Regions from separate parts of the Homo sapiens genome. Here all the other regions are linked to region 3. A link is an interaction called in ENCODE POLR2A ChIA-PET data of the cell type or tissue named here. Cell type or tissue: MCF 10A. All regions are shown on one strand. Links, peaks and the distances in the headings refer to the core of each region. The heading gives the core; the rest is flanking DNA. Region 1 overlaps TGFA (transforming growth factor alpha). Region 2 has its middle 89 kb from the start of FAM136A. Region 3 has its middle 28 kb from the start of FAM136A. Region 4 overlaps TGFA (transforming growth factor alpha).

Region 1 (4,000 bases), core at 1-4,000, 210 kb after region 3:
TCTGCTCCTGCCATGATCTATAAAAAATTCAGGAGCTGAGGGCAAGGGCTAGGTCATGGTTCTCTTTGCATTAATAACACCAGACCCAGCAGAGTATCTAATATACAGTTAAATGTTTACTAAAGTGAACAATCCACAAAATAAATCACCAAAATAAATATGTAGATACATAGCATCTCCCACTTCGTGCTGATCTTAGTTTTGTTATTCATTCCATTGCCTCTATAAGCATTAAGTAAAGAAAGTAGCTACCTCAGGTGAATTAAGCACCAAATGTTACATTAGGCCTAGTTCACAAAAATCACAATTACTGTTTGATCACTTAGATATATCCTACATGGGATGATAGCATAGATATTCCACATGCCTCTGCTCTCACTATTAAAAGAAAAATGCCCTGCTTTTTATCTGAAATCCAAAACATCCAATTTAGTTGAAAGGACTGTTTTGTTTGTTTTTCCCTCTGTTGCACCGTATGGGAAAGAGACACTTCACAAGAAAATAAGGTCGTATTACATAGTGAATTGATGTTGTTTTCCTAAGAGTAAATCCCTAACTTTGAAGTGGTTCACTGGTGCAATACCAGTCTGTTAGCCAAAATCTTCTACAACCCATATAGGATTCAAAAAAGAATTTATTTGAAATTATGACCTCAATAAAAGAAAGCCCCATTATCTTGACCCTAGTAGAATGCTTGTCCAGGAAACTGGAGTAATGCTTTTTTTCTCTCTCTCCACAATTAAAGTTAAAATTGAGCAGAGTTCTGTTTAACTAAGTCAGGAAGAAAACTGAACTCACTGGAACTTCTCATTCACAAGTACTGAGGGAGACTATGTCAACTACAGGTATCACATGAGCATAAAGAGTTTATTAGAGAAGACCTTTATTGAGAGACGCAGAAATAGCTTCTGAATCATTAAAGAATGACGAAGTTACTAAGCAATCCTTAATGTGTATGTGCACCTAACAACAGTGTCAAAATCCATGAGGCAAAAACTAATAGAACAGCAAGGAGAAATAGAGGAATCCACTATTATGGGTAGTGACTTCAATATCCCTCTAGCAGAAGTGGTTAGATCTGGCAGGCAGAAATCAGTAAGGACATAGTTGAGCTCTGGCAACAGCAGAATACACATTCTTCTTAAGCTCCTGTGGAACATTCACCAAGAGAGACCACGTTCTGGGCCATAAAATATACCTTAACACATTTAAAGAAATAGAAATCATACAATGCATGCTCTCAGACCACGATGGAAATAAACTAGAAATCAATAACAGAAAGAGAGCTGAAAAATCCCCCAGTACTGGAGAAGAAACAACACACTTCTAAACAACACATGGGTCAAAAAGGAAACTCAAGAGCAGTTAAAAATATTTTGAACTAAATGAAAAGAAAAATACAACTTATCAAAATGTGTGGGATGCAGCAAAAGCAGTGCTTAGAGGAAGATTTATAGCACTTACTGAATATATTACAAAGAAGAGATATCTAAAATCAATACGCTAAGCTTCCACTTTAGGAAACTAGAAAGAGAAGAGCCAATTAAGTGCAAAGTAAACAGAAGAAAGATGAAGTGATTCATTTTAGTTACTGTTTTGCTCTGTGCTGAGTATCTGAAAATTAGTCATCCACATGGGATAGCACAGGCATATTTCATTTGATAGAACTTTGCTTTATTGTGCCTCACAGATACTGTGGTTTTTTGTTTTGTTTTCTTTTTTCTTTTTCTTTTTCTTTTTTTTTTTTTTACAAATTTAAAGTTTGTGGCATCTATCCAACAGCAAGCGCTCACTTCGTGTCTCTGTGTCACATTTTGGTAATAATCACAATTCATTATTATTATAATATCTGTTATGGTGACAGGTGCTCAGTGATCTTTGATGTTACTATTGTAATTGTTTCGGGGTGCCATGAACCACACCCGTAGAAGACAGCAAACTTAGCTGATCAATGGAGCAGTCAGAACACACATTTATCAGTCATTTCTCCATCTCTCTCCTTCTCCTCAGGCCTCCCTATTCCCTGAGACACAATAATATTAAAACTAGGCCAATCAATAAACCTACAATGGCCTCTCAGTTTTGAAGTGAAAGGAAGAGTGGCATGTCTCTCACTTTAAATCAAAAGCTAGAAATGATTGCACTTAGTGAAGTCTGCATGTTGTAAGCAGAAATAGGCCAAAAGCTAGGCTTCTTGCTCCAAACAATTAGCTAACTTGTGAATGCGAAGGGAAAGTTCTTGGAGAAAATTAAAAGTGCTACTCCAGTGAATACACAAATGATAAGAGAGCACAATAGCCTTATGGTTGTTATGGAGAAAGTTTCAGTGGTCTGGAAAGAAGATCAAACCAGCTAAAACTTGCCCTTAAACCAAAGCCTACTCCAGAGTAAGCCCCTAGTTCTTTGATTCTGAGAGAGGTGAAGAAGCTGCAGAAGAAAGTTGGAAGCTAGCAGAGGCTGGTTCAAGAGGTTTAAGGAAAGATGCCCTCTCCATAACATGACAGTGCACAGCGAAGCAGCAAGTGCTGACGTAGGAGCTGCAGCAAGTTATCCAGAAGATCTAGCTAAGACCATTGATGAAGGTGGCTACTCTGCACAATAAATTTTCAGTGCAGATGAAACAGCCTTCAATTAGAAGATGATGCCATCTAGGATGTTTGTAGCTATGGAGAAGTCAATGCCTGGCTTAAAAGCTTCAAAAGACAGGCTGATTCTCTTGTTAGGGGCTAATGCAGCTGGTGACTTTAGGTTGAAGCCAATGTTCATTTACCATTCAAGATTCCAAAGTCCTTATGCTATATCTACTCTGCCTGTCCTCTACAAATGGAACAGCAAAGCCTGATTACAGCATATCTGTTTACAGTATGGTTTATGGAATATTTTAAGCCCACTGTTGAGATCTACTGCTCAGAAAAAAAAAGCATTTCTTTCAAAATGTTACTATTCATTGACAATGCACCTGGGTCGCCCAAGAGCTCTGATGGAGCTGTGTAAGGAGCTTAAAGTTGTTTCCATGACTGCTAACACAGCAACCACTATGCGGCCCATGCTCATTAAAGAGCAATTTCAAATTTCAAGTCTTAAGACCTACATTTTATAATGCTATTGCTGCCACAGATTTGTGATTCTGCTGATGGGTCTGGGTAAAGTAAATTAAAAATCTTGTGGAAATGATTCACCATTCTAGATGACATTAAGAACATTTGTAATTCATGGGAATAGGTCAAAATATCAACATTAATAGGAGTTTGGAAGAAGTTGATTCCAACCCTGATGACTGACTTTGAGGGGTTTGAGACTTCAATGGAGGAAGCAACTACAGATGTGGTGGGAATAGCAAGAGAACTGGAATTAGAAGTAAAGCCCGAAGATGAGACTGAATTGCTGCAATTTCAATAAAATTTGAACAGATGTAGAGTTATTTCTTCTGGATGAACAAAGAAAGTGGTTTCCTGAGATGGAATCTACTCCTGGTGAAGATGCTGTGAACATTGTGGAAATGACAACACAGGACTTAGAGTATTCCATAAACTTAGTTGGTAAGGCAGTGGTAGGGTTTGAGAGGACTGACTCCAAGTCTGAAAGAAGTTCTGCTATGAGTAAAATGCTATCAAACAGAATCACATGCCACAGAGAAATCTTTCATGAAAGGAAGAATCAATTAGCATGGCAAATTTCATCGTTGTCTTATTTTAAGAAATTGCTCCAGTTACCCTAACCTTCAGCAACCACAACCCTGATCAGTCAGCAGCCAACGACATCAAGGTGATATCCTTCACCAACAAAGATTATGATTTGCTGAAGGCTTAGATAATTGTTAGCATTTTAAACAATACAGTATTTTTAATTAAGGTATGTAATTTGTTTAGGCATAATGCTATTGCACACTTAATAGAACACAGTATAGTGTAAACATAACTTTTATATGCACCGGGAAACCAAAAAGTTCATGTGACTCACTTTATTGTGATATCTGCTTTATTGTGGTGGCCCGGAGCTG
Region 2 (6,161 bases), core at 1,315-5,314, 62 kb after region 3:
AGAGTTCAAACGTGCCAGTGAGAGAACAAGGACGCCTACTTCCAACCGCAGGGAGTAGACCTGGAATTCTAGAGCTGTCAGTGAAATTCCCAAGGCTACCTCTGACTTATATTGTTTGACTGGGTAAGTTGATGAGTTATTTTTTGTTTCAACAAAGGTAGTGGTTGAGGTAAAATCAGGTGTCCTTTGAAAACTGGATGACCATGGAGATGTAGAATAGTGCTAAAATGGACAAATCAACAGCTAATCTGGTGAACTTGGCACCTGTTCTAGGGAAGCATTGCCATTTGGGTGGCCTCGCTTGGACTATGGTTTGGTGTTGAGTCTCAGTCCAAATAAAGTATGGATCTTCCTTCCTCTTCCCTCTGCATGTGCAGACTGCTCAATCCAAAGCCTCACAGCACTCTGTCAGCTTACCTATTGCAACAGGTACTGGCCCATGTGTTATTCTGGCTTATACTGTGGCCCCATCCTAAACATTGCTCACCTGAAATTGGAGGCCACTAAATATTTTCCTGATGAGTGCCCAGTGATTTCATCTTTTGTCATATGCCTCCCTTTGATTCTGTTCAGCTCATTGCAGTTTCATAAAAAATATTTCCTGTGTATTCAGAGCCATATACAGAACACTATATATGACACAGTGTCATATACTAAAGAACTACATGACCCAGTCCTAGACTCCAGGGAGCTTACAGTTTTCCCAGGAAGACAAGATACTTACATGAAATAGTCTGAGAATAGTCAAGACAAAAAAGCCATGGCCTCTGTTGGGCTGAACAGAGGCTCAAGTGCTCAAATGGATGATACAGTCAGTAAATTTCAAGACTGGTGAGGTGGGAGAGAGATCAGAGATGGCTGCAATTTTCAAGAAAGACTTCAAGGAGAGGACATGGGCCTTGCTTTGTTCTTGGCATTTTAAAATGGGACCAGTGATACTAAGTTTATGCAGCAATTCAGGCTCTTAAAGGATCAGGAAGAATTCCTTAGACTCTTTTAGAAGTGGGACATTGGGTTAAGGGAGAAAGGTTTTAGGAGAGGTAATAATTAGTAGAGAGAGGGGCAGAAATGGAAAGTAGACTTGAGCAAACAGCCTGTTTAATTTGGACTGTGTGAGATGGTTTCCCAACAAACATCCCTTTTCTTTCTCCCTCCCGTGCCTTCTTCAGTTTCTAGACCCTGACGTCATGACACGGTGCAGCTGCAGTTATGTATCTTTTCCTTTCTGCTTGACCCCCCAGCTTAAGTACCACTTTCTTGGCACCCACAATGGAGGGCGCTGCCAGTGGCACAGATGAGAGATTGATTTTGGACTGCCAGCTCTGATGGAAAGCTGAGGACTATTGCATGGCCTTCCCCGAGGCAGCCACTGGAAATGGTGTGGGGTGGCTCTTCTGAGAGGGTAGAATTTTGGATGCCTACCGAACCCTTCTCTAGCAAATGGAGACTGGTAGACATCCATCCTTCCTGAGTCAGTCAGAACTGTGACCCCTCTTCAGATGGAGTCCTAGGCCTCATTCCCTTCCAAGAGGATAGAGATGACATTGTCTTGGGAGTTAATGTAATAGGTAAGCTGGTGAGGTTGAGGGTTCAAGAAGATAGAGTGGTGCTGGATGGAGTAATGGCCCATGTCAAGCTATTATAGGAAACCACACATTTAACAAGGGAGAACTGATATATATATTTTTTAACACCCTTGGGAGAACCACCTCCTGGGAGGATACCAGGAACCCACCATAACCTTTATTATTGAAAATATCAGGAGGGATTCTGGGTGAGCTTTGGTCTTTCCTAGGTGGAGGATGCACATGACCTAAGGAAGTGGCACCTTGTGCCCAGAGCTCTGGCACACTTCTGTAAACTAATTCACCCATGCCTACTTCTTCCCAAGACAGGTGAAAGGTAGGAAAGACCCACAGAGGGGAGACCGCAAGTTGAATGAAAGCCCAAGTTGATTTCCTTTTGTGATGCTGCCACCATCTATATCATTCGTGGCAGGTAAAGGCTGCCATGCCTGGTCTCCACTTCAGTTGTTCTGATCTGACTCTGATAGCATGTCAGGGAGAGATGACCTCAGTGACCCAGTCAGCTCAGAAAGGCAGTTTTGCTGCTTTCCAGGAGGTAACTGAATAATCCAAGTCTGATAGGAGAATCTGGGCTGGATGGTTTTCCTTGTGAAATTTTGACTTAAGAGAAAAAAACAAGCAATTTACTAATTTTATGACCTTGTGAGAGGCAGTATAGCATAGTGGCGAAGGTCAGGGGCTTTGAATAGACTTGGTTCAAGTCCACAGCTTGTATCCCTTGCTTAACAGCTGTATAACCTAGACCAAATTGCTTAGCTTCTACAAGCCTCAGTTTCTTCATCAGTAAAATAGGGATAATACAAATCTGAGATGCTTTAAGAACTTGATAAGATAATATATACATAGCACATGGTGATCAATCAGTAAATGATAGCCAATAGTAATCATTATTAATTACAACTAAGTTTTGGATAGGGAGGATATTTGGTAGGTTTAATGAGATGGGCCTTTTGGCAAAGAAATTCATGATAATACTTGTTATTTAAAACAAATAAACAAAGGTATAACTAGGATAGATGCCCTTGACCTCCCCTATCCTGGTCATACCAGGCAATAACCTCTGACCCCTGGGCAGCAGACTAGGGCTGGCGACCTGGCTTACCCCACCCCAGGACCATGAAAGCACAGTACCTTTTGTCTTGCTGGTGTCTAACAAAGAAGGTCCAAGATGGAAACTATAATATGTGCACTCAAAGAATGTTTACTGATCTCCTGCTGTATGTCAGACACTTTTAGGAGCTGGGGACCCAGCAGTGAATAGGCAACATCCTTGACCCCATGGAATATACATAAACAATTTAATTAACAAGGTCATTTCCAATGGTGATGAGGGCTGAGACATCTTGTTTTCAGACTGATGTGTTGGAGTCTTTTCCTCCTGATAACGTTGAATGTCATTTCAAGGCCACCAGGGCTGATTCTATTGTGCCTACCTGTGCACACACAAGACTTGTGGGCTAAGCTTCTGGCTGGTCAGACACCAAGGCCCCATGTCCTCTGAGAGACAGAGTTCACTGACTGTGGGAGAGCCTTGGAAAATTCTGTTTCCCTCCTCCTGGGATCATGTTAACAGCACTTATATCCCAAACGGCCCCTTTGCAAATAAAATCAGATGTTTCTGCCCGACTCAATACTTCCTTGTCTTTCACTGGGCAGGTCTCTGTGCCATTTGAGGGCTTAAAATTTTGTAGAGCCCTTGGGATTGGATGTTTATTAGTCAAACAGAAATATGTTCCCTCTTTTTTTCCTTCATGTAGAAATGTATCTCTGGAAACATATACCAACCACTGCCAAATGCCTGGGAGTCAGGAACAGCACTACCTGCCAAGTCTTTAAAGTTTAATTCACTGCCATCCAAAGTGCAAATTAGGGAGCTGGCTCTTCTGATGTTTGGATCTGTGACACAGGAAGCTGAGTGGAACCTGAATTAGAGGTCAGGGGGCCCCAAGTTCTCTGGAGGTTATTAGTCATGAACATTGGGCAAATTACCAAATATCTCTGGGGCTCAGTTTTCTCATCTGTGAAATGGGGCAATTCAAAAGTTGCTGTGGAAGGTAAAACAAGATAAAGGCTACCTTCAGTGCCTCAGGTGTGAAGCAAGCAGGCTATCAGCAGAGGAGGAGCCAGCTAGAGGGTGAGCTAGGGCTACAGGGACCAAGAGGTAGTGGCATTTGGATGTTAGAATCTTAGAGGACACAGTGACCTTCAGTTTGGGCAAGGTTATGCCAGCATCTTTAGAGTTGTGGCTAGTGACTGAGGTGAGGCAATAGGAGGTTCTGAGTGAGGCCCTAGTTCTAGAGATGTGTGTGGGAGGCAAAGCAGGGTTATAGCCAGCAGGAGAGGGTTAAGGTAGAATGTACCAGGTCCCAGAGAGGGGGCTAGTGAATACTAGGTGAGGAGTGAGAGCGAGAACATGTTAGACAAGGAGTCAGGGCTAGTGTATGCTAGGCAAGGAGTCAAGGCTAGAGCGTGCTAGACAAAGAGTCAGGGCTAGTACATGCTAGACGAAGAGTCTGAGCTACAGCATGCTAGACAAGGAGTCAGGGCTAGTGCATGCTAGACAAAGAGTCAGAGCTAGTACATGCAAGACAAGGAATCAGGGCTAGTACATGCTAGACAAAGAGTCAGAGCTAGTACCTGCTAGACAAGGAGTCAGGGCTAGTGCATGCTAGACAAGGGGTCAGGGCTACTGCATCCTAGACAAGGGGTCAGCGCTAGTGCATGCTACATAAGGAGTCAGGGCTAGTGCATGCTAGGCAAGGAGTCAGGGCTAGTGCATGCTAGATAAGGAGTCAGTGCTAAAGCATGCTAGGCAAGGAGCCAGGGCTAGTGCATGCTAGGCAAGGAGTCAGTGCTAGTGCATGCTAGGCAAGGAGTCAGGGTTAGTGTATGCTAAACAAGGTGGGTTGGGGCCCACTTTTAGCCTCATCAAGGGTATACTCAGAAACCCAAGGCAGAGGATGAGTTTTTGGCCTGAAGGCCTTTGTTCAGTGTCAGAGGGAAGATTACAGGTTGCAGTTTGGGGCTGTACTAATTTAAGGCAGCAAGAACAATTCAGGAACCCACCTGTGCAGTGGGGGAAGGGGAGAAGAGGGTGGGGATTGGACCCTAATATACTGCCAGGTCTAGTTAAGGTCAGTTCAGGGCTTGCCATGTTCTGTCAACATGATTCCATATACTCTTCACATGACCTATGACATAGATATGGTCTTTATTTTACAGATGAGAAAAATGAGCCCCAGGGAGATAACTTGCCCAACATCTCACAACTGGTAAGAGGTACAGCCAAAACGAAAACCCGGGTCTGTCCTATGCCAAAGACTACCCTTTTAACTCCTGGAGACTGGGCTGTGATCTCTCCCTTCTTTGAGAAATATGTTCTTAAATTAACAATCTTGTTCACAGCAAAGTAATGGCACATGAAGGAAATCTAAGGCCTGTGTATCTAGCACTTAGACCAGGGCCCTTTCCTCTCACTGTTCCCTCAAGTACCATGGCCTTTGCAGCCCTCCTTGTCCCCAACCCAATTTGGCATTAAAACTTTTTTGGAAACACATATTCGTTCTATCTCTGGATGACTGAAAATAGAAATTAAAGCTGAAGAGACTTCTGTTCGAAACAAGGAAAACCTTGTCAGCAAGGAACAGAAAATTTTTTGAGTGAGAATGACATACAGGTGTGGAGTCGCTTTGCTTTGAGGTTTTTCTGAAGAAAATAGACTATAGCTGCTGTTTTTTGTTAGTTCAGGGTGACTAAAATCCATCAGTGACATCAACCAAGACCCAAACTAAGTTTTTATTCTTATAAATTCCACGTTGCTATGATCTGAACGTTTGTGTCCTCCCCAAAATCCATATGTTGAAACCTAATCTCCATTGCAAGTATTAAGAGGTGGGGCTTTTAGGAGATGATGAGGTCATGAGGGCTCTGCTGTCATGAGTGTGATTAGGGTCTCTTGTTAAAGAGGCTTGAGGGAGCTTGATTTTCCCTTCCACCTAAATCTGCTGACTCCTTGATCTTGGACTTCCCAGCCTCCAGAACCATGAGCAATAAATTTCTGTTGTTTATAAATTGCCCAGTCTAAGGTATTTTGTTATAGCAGCCTGAATAAACTAAGATATTTTGTTAACTTATACTACTGAGAAGACTTGATGCATATTTTAGAGATATTATTTATCCATTTAGTCACTTGTGTGCAAAATCCATTTTATGTGTGCATGTAACACTGTCCTTTGCATTTTTGCTTTAATGGAAAGTTTATTACTCTGTTTCTGTTTCAAAATCTGCACACCCAGCCTGCAGGTCACTGTCTTGGGTGTGGACAAACTCATCTTCTAAATCTCCATTTAATCTCTAGAACCTTCTCATGTGCCCTGCCCAAGGCACCTGTGGATGTAGTAGGTTACCTGCAAAGAGAAAGACATGTGTCTCTCAAAAGAATGTGGAGAACAAAATAAAGCAGTAATGGATTATAACACAAAGTATAAATATTTATGAGTTCATATATTTTTGTAAATAAATGAATAAATAACAAAGTGGGCAAAGAGGCAAATCTCCAATGCAGAAGAATTTCAA
Region 3 (6,161 bases), core at 942-4,941:
AAAGAAAAAGGCAAAAAACTCAATAGAAAAGTGGGCAATTTAGCCGGGCAAGGTGGCTCACACCTGTAATCCCAGCACTTTGGGAGGCTGAGGCGGGCGGATCACCAGGTCAAGAGATCAAGACCATCCTGGCTAACATGGTGAAACCCCGTCTCTACTAAAAATACAAAAAAAAAAAAAAAAAAAAAAATTAGCTGGGCGTGCTGGCATGAGCCTGAAGTCCCAGCTACTTGAGAGGCCAAGGCAGGAGAATTGCTTGAACCTGAAGGTGGAGGTTGCAGGGTTGCAGTGAACAGAGATCGAGCCACTGCACTCCAGCCTGGTGACAGAGCAAGACTCAGTCTCAAAGAAAAAAAAAAAAAAAAGAGAAGTGGGCAATTCACCAAAGGAAAAAGAAATAGGAATGGCTAATAAGCATATCGTTGGAGAAGGCTTTGTCCTCCTAAAAAGATATGTTGAAGTCCCAACCCCTAGTACTTCAGACTGTGATCTTATTTGGAAATAGGGCCTGTACACTTGGATTAATTTATATTCTAGTTAAACTGAGGTCATAGAGTGGTCTCTAATCCATTGTGACTGGGTGTCCTTATAGAGTGGGGACATTTGGACAGAGGCAGACAGGCACAGAGGGAAGACACGTGAAGAGGCACAGAGAGAAGACAGCCCTGCAAGCCAAGGGACAGCTGAGGCTACCTGCAGCCAGGAGAGAGGCGGGAGCAGATCCTTCCCTACCATCTTCAGAGGTGAGACCATCAATATCTGTTGTTTTAGGCCACGCAGCTTGTCACACTTTGTTAGAGCAGCCTGAGGAAACTAATGCATGTATGAAATCATATTCAGTTTCACTAAACATTTAAGAAATCAAAAAGAAAACAAATCACGGTTCTTCCTATCACACAGTTCAACTCGTTGGCTAGCAGGGCAAAACCTTTTGCAGGCGAGGATGAGAGGAAAAAGGACCGTTTACACGGTGGTGATGTAAATGGTACGACTAGCCTGTAGAGCAAGGTCATTTAGCAGTGAATATCATAAGCCACAAATACATGAAAACTCCTTGACCCAACAATTCATCTTGAAGGAGGGAGATAAGCAGACATGTTTGGAAAGATATGTGAACTAGGATGTATAGTACAGCATTTATAATATTCCACGTTTGGAAGCAACTAAACGTGTAAGAACAGGAAACAGATTAAATAACTAACAAAAGGACCGTGCAATGAAGTACCCCACAGACACAAAGAACCACACTGTAGGAGAATTTTTTTTGGTAAGAAAGAAGTATGTTACATTTGATTGAGTGAAAAAACTCAAGTAACAAAATAGTTTATGCATCATGATTTATTTTTAAAATAAGAAACAAATGTTATATATACATGCCTAGAAGAAAATCTGAAGAATCACAGCACAACTGTTAAGGGTCATCACATAGGAGTGATTGGATTAGAAATGACTATAATTTTCTTCTGAATGTTTACAGGGGTTTCTAAGTTTTCTTTAATAAATGTGTCTTCTTGCTCACAGCTGTAATCCCAGCACTTTGGGAGGCCGAGGTGGTCGGATCATTTGAGGTCAGGAGTTTGACACCAGCCTGGCCAACATGGTGAAACCCCGTCTCTATTAAAAATACAAAAATTAGTCCGGGCACGGTGGCTCACGCCTGTAATCCCACCACTTTGGGAGGCCGAGGCGGGCGGATCACGAGGTCAGGAGATGGAGACCATCCTGGCTAACACGGTGAAACCCATCTCTACTAAAAATACAAAAAAATTAGCTGGGTGTGGTGGCAGGCGCCTGTAGTCCCAGCTACTCGGGAGGCTGAGGCAGGAGAATGGCGTGAACCCGGGAGGCGGAGCTTGCAGTGAGCCGAGATCGCGCCACTGCACTCTAGCCTGGGCGACAGAGCGAGACTCGGTCTCAAAAAATAAAAAATAAAAAATAAAAAAAATTAGCTAGGTGTGGTGGCGCATGCCTGTAGTCCCAGCTACTTGGGAGGCTGAGCCAGGAGAATCGCTTGAACCCGGGAGGCAGAGGTTGCAGTGAGCCAAGATCGCGCCATTGCCCTCCAGCCTGGGTGACATAGGCTCCATCTCAAAAAAAAAAAAAAGTGTCTTCTTTAGTTATATAAAATTTCTCTTGTTAGAACATCCATCCTAATTAATGAGAAAAAGAATGAGGACTGATAGTTCATATAATACTAAAGCTCACTCAACAAAACTTTGAAATTATTATTATTTTTAGTTAACTATCAGGTGCTTTATCCACAGATACTTAAGGCCTTATCACTGCCCAGAGACATTAGCTGGACCAAAGGGCAGCATGGGCAAGCTGGGCTGCTCAGCAGGGAGCAGGCGCTGTGGATTTCCGTTTTCATCCCGTCAGCTTGCTCCCTCTGTAATCACAGCTCTGCCCAGATTGTCTTAATGACAACCCTGCCTCACCTGGTTTCCGGAATGGATGCATTCCTTCCCACTTTGATCACAGAATGCTATTCTCATTCTCCAGGGTGTGGGCCCAGCCTGGCTCAGTGCCTGCTTGCCAAGGACCTGCCCTGAGTCACTCTGTCTTTGGTGCCGACAATCTGATTGCTACAGCTGGATATTTTTTCTTTCCTCTCCTTCAACTTGAAGAAAACACCCTCCTACTCACTCCCGCTGCCCTGCCCTGCCCATGGGAATCACTCTAGAGTTTAACAATGTTGTCTGTCCTCTGTCTGTAACTTTGGGAAAACAGGTGAGCTGGGAAGCAGCAGGTGAGCTGGAGTACAGAGTACAAAAGGGCACACTGGGGCTTTGGCTTCTGTTCTGATGGATTGCCAGGGTGTACAAAGCAGTTCTCATGGAAAAGGCATCATGGCAATTTGTTTACTGTGGTTAGTCTTGAGGATCTGCTGTTAATTTAGCCATATATGTGTACACACACACACACACATGCATGCAAATGTGTTAAGAACTATAAAGTTCTCTACAATCGTTATTTAAATATCAGAGACGCTCTTGGTTGAGCTTTTGTTTTTTTTAGAGACAGTCTTGTTCTGTTGCCCAGGCTAGAGTGCAGTGGTGTGATCATAGCTCACGGTAACCTTGAACTCCTGGGCTCAAGAGATCCTCCTGCTTCAGCTTCCTGAGCAGCTGTGACTACTGGCATGGGCCACTATGCCTGCCCAATTAAAACAAATTTTCTTTTGTGTAGATGCGGTCTCAATATGTTGCCCAGGCTGCTTTCAAATTCCCGGCCTCAAATGATCCTTCCACTTCAGCCTTCCAAAGTACTGCTATTATAGGCGTGAGCCACTGCCCTTGGCCTCCAGCCAGCTTTATAGAACATAACTACTGTGAATAATGAAGGTAAACTGTACTTTGCCTCACCCAAGATGGTGGGACCTGTAAAGATTCAAAAGTGCCGGCTGGGCGCGGTGGCTCACGCCTGTAATCCCAGCACTTTGGGAGGCCGAGGCGGGCGGATCACGAGGTCAGGAGATCGAGACCATCCTGGCTAACACGGTGAAACTCTGTGTCTACTAAAAATACAAAAAATAGCCGGGCGTGGTGGTGAGCGCCTGTAGTCCCATCTACTCGGGAGGCAGAGGCAGGAGAATGGCGTGAACCTGGGAGGCGGAGCTTGCAGTGATCCGAGATAGCGCCACTGCACTCCAGCCTGGTTGACAGAGCGAGACTCCGTCTCAAAAAGAAAAAAAAAAAAGAAGATTCAAAAGTGCCTAAGAAGGTTTGAGTGGGCATCTAGGCTCCTGGGGAACATCTGTGTTCCGGTGTTCCACAGCCTGAACCTCCAGCACTCTGTGAGCTCAGAGTGGGGCCCTCTCTCCTCTGCACCCCAGACACCAGCATTAAGTTACTGCTGCTCCTCCCAGCAACCCAGAGGTACCTCTGGAACTTTGTGGCTCAAGCTTGATGTTAGTGGATGTGTTTGATTCTAGGGGCGGGGAGAAGTCTGCAGGAACTTCTTCGGCGGCAGTGTAGAGACTGCTGCTTAGGGCCAGCCTGGGTGGGAACAGATGGGGCTGCTCACCTCCCAGCTGAAGCAAAAAAAAAAAAAAAAAAAAGCAGGGAGGAGACTGCCCCCTATTAGAGGAGAGAAACAGAATTCACAGCTGGAGACACTATTTGGGGGTTGCAAAGAGAGACTATACATTGGATTTGAACCATGAGGTTGGAAGCTGATGGGACTGGGAACAAGTTGGGCTGGAGCAGATGAAACAGGGAGATGTGAACAAAAGAACACCAAGGAGGGGAGCACCAGAGAGGAGCAAAACACATGTCACCCTGCCCATATCCCTCCAGTGGGGGACACAGATGCCAAATAGATAAGCAAAGTGTATCATTATAAATTGGGGGACGTATTATTCAGAAAAGGTAGAGGGCTGTGAAAGAGAATAACAGAGGGGCTTTAACTGAGATGGGGATGGGGGAAGCCAGGAGAGGCCCCAGAACCAAGCTTTGAATTGTGAAAGGATGTGAACCAGGCTGCAGGGGCGCCCAAAGCACATTAGGAGCAGAATGGCCCACCTGGGGTCACCAAGATGGACAGGGCTGGGTGCCTTCCAGGACTGAAAAAACCGTCTGCCTGAGGGGCAGAGAGGCCAGTGGGGTCGGGAGATGAGACCGGGAACAGAGGCAGGGCCAGACCATACCGGCCTGCAGGCTGCGTGAAGGAGCTTGGAGTTTATTCTAAATGCAACTGTGCTCTGGGTGCCTGTCCTCACGGTGTGACTTTTAGGACCACCAAATATATTTGATGGCATTGTTCTATGTTAGAGCAAACTTGCAGATTTTATAAACATTTGAAGGGAGATACACTGCCACGTTTGCAAAGTTGTTTTGAAGGTGGAAGTGGGTGAAACTGTGTTCCTCTTTCTACTTTTAAAATATTTTGCCTTATTTTCTTAACGACTGCATTACTTTGATAAATGTGAACATTATGGGAAAAAGAGCCCCCTGTGCTGATGGCTGAAGTCCCTGGGTCCCATGGGGTAGATTCTGGGCTAATGCTTTATGTTCATGAAGTTTTATAAAAATTGTGATTTTGATTGGGATTGCACTGAATTTATGGATAATATAATTTAAGAAAAAGAGGCTGGGGGCAGTGGCTCATGCCTGTAATCCCAGCACTTTGGGAGGCCGAGGTGGGGAGATCACTTGAGGTCAGATGTTTGAGCCCAGCCTGGCCAAGATGGTGAAACCCCATCTCTGCTAAAAACGCAAAAATTAGCCAGGCGAGGTGGTATGCACGTGTAATCTCAGCTACTTGAGAGGCTGAGGCATGAGAATCACTTGAACCCAGGAGGCAGAGGTTGCAGTGAGCTGAGATTGCGCCACTGCACTCCAGCCTGGACAACAGAGTGAGACTTTGTCTCAAAAAGAACATTTTTTTTAAGAAAAAGTGTTATCTTTATGATAAAAATTAGCCAAACATGGTGGCATGTGCATGTAGTCCCAGCTACCTGGCCGTCAGGGGTTGGTGCTGAGGTGGGAGGATTGCTTGAACCTGGGAGTTCAAGGCTGAAGTGAGCTATCATAGTACCTTTTATCAAGGTCACTCAGCCCTGACCCAGGTGATTTAGCTTGTGAGGTCACCCATCACTGACCCCCTAGTCCTGCCAGCTGAGGGCCCCACACCCAGAGCTGGGGACAGTTTCTATTTGCCTTCTGCCTAGTTTGACAGGATCAGCTTCCTGGGTTTTTTTTTTTTTTTTTTTTTTGAGGCCGAGTTTTGCTCTTTGTTGCCCAGGCTGTAGTGCAGTGGCACGATCTTGGCTCACTGCAACCCTGCCTCCTGGGTTCAAGTGATTTTCCTGCCTCAGCCTCCCCAGTAGCTGGGATTACAGGCACCCACCACCATGCTGGGATACTTTTTTGTATTTTCAGTAGAGACGGGGTTTTGCCATATTGGTCAGGCTGGTCTCGAACTCCTGACCTCAGGTGATCCACCCGCCTCAGCCTCCCAAAGTGCTGGGATTACAGGTGTGAACACCGCCCCTGGCCCATGGGTACTTCTTTCTGCAGAAAAGCCACCTGTTAACAGAGGGCAGAGCCTGAGTTCAGAGGAATGAGCTTTAATGGGGGTATTCATAGCAGCACCAAGTGTGGGATGGGTGGGGTGGGAGTGTGAAGGGAGGGAAGCGTAATCATTTGGGGTTGATAGTC
Region 4 (4,000 bases), core at 1-4,000, 190 kb after region 3:
CATCAAAGACTTGGACTAGGGGCTGGGTAGTGAGTAGTGAGGGTGTACAGATGGGGAATGGGAAAACCTGCAGATCCTCGGGAATTCCTTTACTTCTAGTCTAGATCCCTGCCGCTACAGCTCTAGGTCTTGGTTCTTACTCTAATTTCAGTGGAGATGAGGAGCACTTGAATTTTTATTTCCAACTTTTATTTTTTATTTATTTACTTTTTTATGATGGAGTCTTACTCTGTTGCCCAGGCTGGAGTACAGTGGCATGATCTCAGCTCACTGCAACCTCCACCTCCCAGGTTCAAGCAATTCTCCTGCCTCAGCCTCCTGAATAGCTGGGATACAGGTGTGTGTCATCACACCCGGCTAATTTTTTATATTTTTGGTACAGACGAGGTTTCACCATGTTGGCCAGGCTGGTCTTAAACTCCCGACCTTAAGTGATCCACCTGCCTCGACCTCCCAAAGTGCTGGGATCACAGCCAACTTTTATTTTAAGTTCAGGGGTACACGTGCAGGATGTGCAGGTTTGTTACTTAAGTAGACGTGGGCCATGGTGGTTTGCTGCACAGAGCACTTGAATCCTGACATTCATTCATTCAACAAGTGCTCACTGAGCACCTGCTGCACCATTAGCGGGACATTGTCTAGGTGCTGGGCAGAGAGCAATGAATGAAAAGTCCCTTCCTATGAGAAAGGATCCTTCCAATTCTCAAAAGCCATTGAACTCCATTATAAATAGCTGTACCATTGTTCAGTTGGGTGGTAAGTTAAATCTGTGTTTTTCTATTTAAATGATATTAAATATTCCCACTACAATATTGAAAAATCCATGAGGAATGAAGGAACTGTCATCCTTATCCAAAGCCCGGATTTAAGTCTGCTGAAGTGGCCTGTCAAGTGGATCCTGCATTGTTTGGTCACCCGATGAGATGACCCCTGAAATATTTTATTTTCCTACCCTTAACTCATTTTGTTGGCTTTTCCTGAAACTTTTATAAGAACACAAAGACTTCCATCCAGTGACCCCAAAGAGGCCTGGCCATATCCCAAGGAGGCTAAGACAGAGGAGTGAACGCTCATTGTGAACGTTCGTTGTGAATGTTGTGTCCCAGGGCTCTTCAAGCAAAGGCAAGACTTGCCACAAGGAGTTTACAATCCAGATGATTGAAGCAAACACACTCACTGGTGTTCCTGTATCTCTGATGCTCCCTATTACAGCCCTTTCTTCCACCCAAATGTTTCTACCTAGTCCGGGTCTCTTACAAACACTAACTCCTTCTCTTCTGCGTAGAAAAGCCTCCTTACTGCCTGACGTCATTTCTACCAGCCTTCCAGGTCGAGCTCAATCCCCAAGTCCTCCACGATGCCCCCTGACCACTCTGGCAGGCAGAGCTCCCTGCCTGCACCTCCTAATACCCACCAGCACTGGGCTGGGTATAAGATCAGGTCACTCACATGGACTAGTATCTCCTGTCCCTCCTTCTCTCAGCCCAGACCTCATTTCCCACCATTACTGATTTAGGAGAGCTGGTTACTATCTTTCCCTACTTCAAGAGACAAATGAGAATATTGGCAAACTGCTTTGAACTCTTTAGAGTCAATGCCACTAACAAGTGCCCAGAACTGACACCACAGAAGTAACCTAGTTGTTACATAACCCTTTGCAGCTATGTTAACAGAGAAGTAACATAGCTGCAAAAGGAGGTGAAATGCTTTTCCTGACATCTGGAGAAGCATGCAAAAAATAAACAACTAAATAAAAAAGGCACAGAGACCCTTGGAGGAGGAGCCAGTTGCTTCCTGTTGAGACACTTTTGTTTCTAAGGCCCGGCCACTGTGATGCAACAACTCACACTGCCACACAGACATCTTCCTGTATTCTCCCCAACATGTTACCCACTTCAAAGCCTTATAGAATAAGGCTGCCCACTGATCTGGTGGTCCGAGAGAACCCTCTCTCATAAAGCAAAGCAAATAGCAGATAGGTAAAACATCTTTATCCAACAGTGTTAACCAGGATGCAGCACGCATCTGGCTAGAGGTGAGGAAGGCCCTGTGCTTGCTCTCACCTGTGCAGATCTATGCCACACCCTTTTGTGCCAGGAGGAAGCAATTGTCTCTTCCGAAGAGTTTAAGCCTTATCAAAGACTTAGACCAGGGGCTGGGTACTGAGTCAACCTTCCTCTTCCCCAGGCCTGCTCACGCACTGGCTGGCTGAGGGCCCCCATCCAAATTCCTGGAATTTCAAGGCAACAGGGCGAGTATCGCCGAGCCCTCTCGGGCTGGCTGGAGTTCCCCAGCTGCTGAATCACCAACAGGCTCTACCAGGGCCGAGTTCTGAGGTTGCAGAGAAGCCGTGCCAAGCTGAGGCACTCTGAAAACCTGTTCCAGCTGACTGGCACTGTGACACGAGGCCTTGAGGTGTCTCTGGAAAGGGTTACACTTGATTTTCCCAGAGTCCAGGAGGGAGGAAGAAGGGGATGGCGGCAGTGGGCTAGGGACAAAGCTGGGGATAAAGTGGCAGATGCTATAGCTATCCACAGGGCCCTGGGCCCTTTGCATTGTGAACCAGCTGAGCAGAGGGCACCTGGCTGACAAGAAGTACAGGAACCAAACACCACCTCTGGAAGGATCCATGGGGAGGTTATAAGTCCCTCCCTATCCGTGAAGGCCCATTGGCCCCATCTCAACTTCCCTGGCCTGTGATGTCTCAGAATTACCATCCTCTGGGCCCAGGTGAGCAGTGGTTCTGCTGGTGTGCACCTCGGGCCAGCAAAGTTAGACTCTTGGTGGCTGAAATCAAACCAAGCCCATCCCCTCAGCTCAGTCAAAGCCATGTGTGGGCATCATTCACACAAGTGGCTTGAAAGTAGGGTATGAGCAGGGAGGAGGTAAAAACAAGCAATCCTTGAACTCTGTCCCATTTCCTCCATGTGAATAGCTTGGTGATGACAAACTCATCCCTGCACCCTGGTGCACAACACCCTGGACACCCCGGAACCACCCTGCAGAAGGCATTGTGAGGCTTTGGGTTTGGGCCAATACAAATACCAGTGTGACTTGGCAGAATCTCAGATCAATGCAGCATCAGCCTGGAAGTAGGGGATGGGGGAAGGGGACAATGCTGCCCCATTGCTAATCCCCACTGTCCACCTTGGGGGCTGGCCACAGGACACCCCTTAGGCATGCTCACTTGAGTTGATAAGGGTGGCTGATTAAGAAGCAAGTTCAATCAAGAAGGAAACAAATCCCCAGAACTACAGGTTTTCAAGAGTTAAGGGGTAAATACACTTACTTCTTGCAGCTCCACATTTCTCAACCCACATCACACTGCAAACTGGCAGAATCTCTAAGTTCTCCTCCTTGGGCCCCAGAAGCAAGGGGCAGGAGGAGGGAGAAGAGGCTAGTAGGGGAGAAAGGCCTGGGCAACAAGTGCAGGCTCCAGGTGCTGAAGAGGAGGAGTGGACGGGGTGGTACTCAGATTTACTCCCTTTCACTGGGAGACCTTGACCAGACCACCCGCTAGCCCAGGGGTTCTTACTGCTGGTAGCAGATGCCCCTTAGGGAGCATCTGAGAACCTGTGGTGGGAGGTGCTTTCTGACTGTCACAAGGACTAGGGGGCACTACTGGTACTTAATGGTGGGGCCGCGGATGCTAAGTTTCTGATTTCTGTAATGCACAGAACCTTGTCTTGCTTAACATATTGACAGTGCACTCTGTTGAGAAATTCTGGGCCCCAACAGAGAAAGTCTCTTCAACTGCAGGTCATTTAGTTTCCAACTGTATATGGGCAGATGTACCCAAAACTCAGGGGAAATGCAACAAGCTTGTAGTCACATGAGCAGACAGGGCCACTCATTAGAGCCTTGAAAATGGTCACAGAAGGACCATGGTGATCCAACCTGCCCCATTTACCTGGAATGCTTTTTCCTGTCAGCTCTTCCCTCTATTCTCCAGGTCATCAGCCTGTGCCTGTCTTGTCTGTCTCTTTGTATTAACCCAAAG

The links. Peaks named below come from ENCODE experiments on the same cell type or tissue, not always from the same donor. Only the 100,000 strongest peaks of a DNase experiment are listed, where the experiment ranks them.
Region 1: POLR2A ChIA-PET joins it to region 3 with 5 read pairs; 2 of 35 experiments call an interaction of 5 or more read pairs at or near these places.
Region 2: POLR2A ChIA-PET joins it to region 3 with 5 read pairs; 2 of 35 experiments call an interaction of 5 or more read pairs at or near these places.
Region 4: POLR2A ChIA-PET joins it to region 3 with 5 read pairs; 1 of 35 experiments calls an interaction of 5 or more read pairs at or near these places.

What each region holds. Positions count from the first base shown.
Region 1 is chr2:70,535,264-70,539,263 of GRCh38, forward strand. All of the region lies in intron 1 of TGFA (transforming growth factor alpha), which reads right to left. Among named protein-coding and RNA genes, the nearest start is that of TGFA, 17 kb to the right of the region's middle. In MCF 10A, for the core only: no CTCF peak of the experiment used is centred there; no DNase peak of the experiment used is centred there.
Region 2 is chr2:70,387,830-70,393,990 of GRCh38, forward strand. No RefSeq gene overlaps it. Among named protein-coding and RNA genes, the nearest start is that of FAM136A, 89 kb to the left of the region's middle. In MCF 10A, for the core only: no CTCF peak of the experiment used is centred there; no DNase peak of the experiment used is centred there.
Region 3 is chr2:70,326,648-70,332,808 of GRCh38, forward strand. No RefSeq gene overlaps it. Among named protein-coding and RNA genes, the nearest start is that of FAM136A, 28 kb to the left of the region's middle. RefSeq lists a silencer at 3,170-3,464. In MCF 10A, for the core only: no CTCF peak of the experiment used is centred there; DNase peaks (open chromatin) are centred at 2,494 and 3,304.
Region 4 is chr2:70,522,240-70,526,239 of GRCh38, forward strand. All of the region lies in intron 1 of TGFA (transforming growth factor alpha), which reads right to left. Among named protein-coding and RNA genes, the nearest start is that of TGFA, 30 kb to the right of the region's middle. RefSeq lists an enhancer at 1,773-2,389. In MCF 10A, for the core only: no CTCF peak of the experiment used is centred there; DNase peaks (open chromatin) are centred at 1,832, 2,212 and 2,972.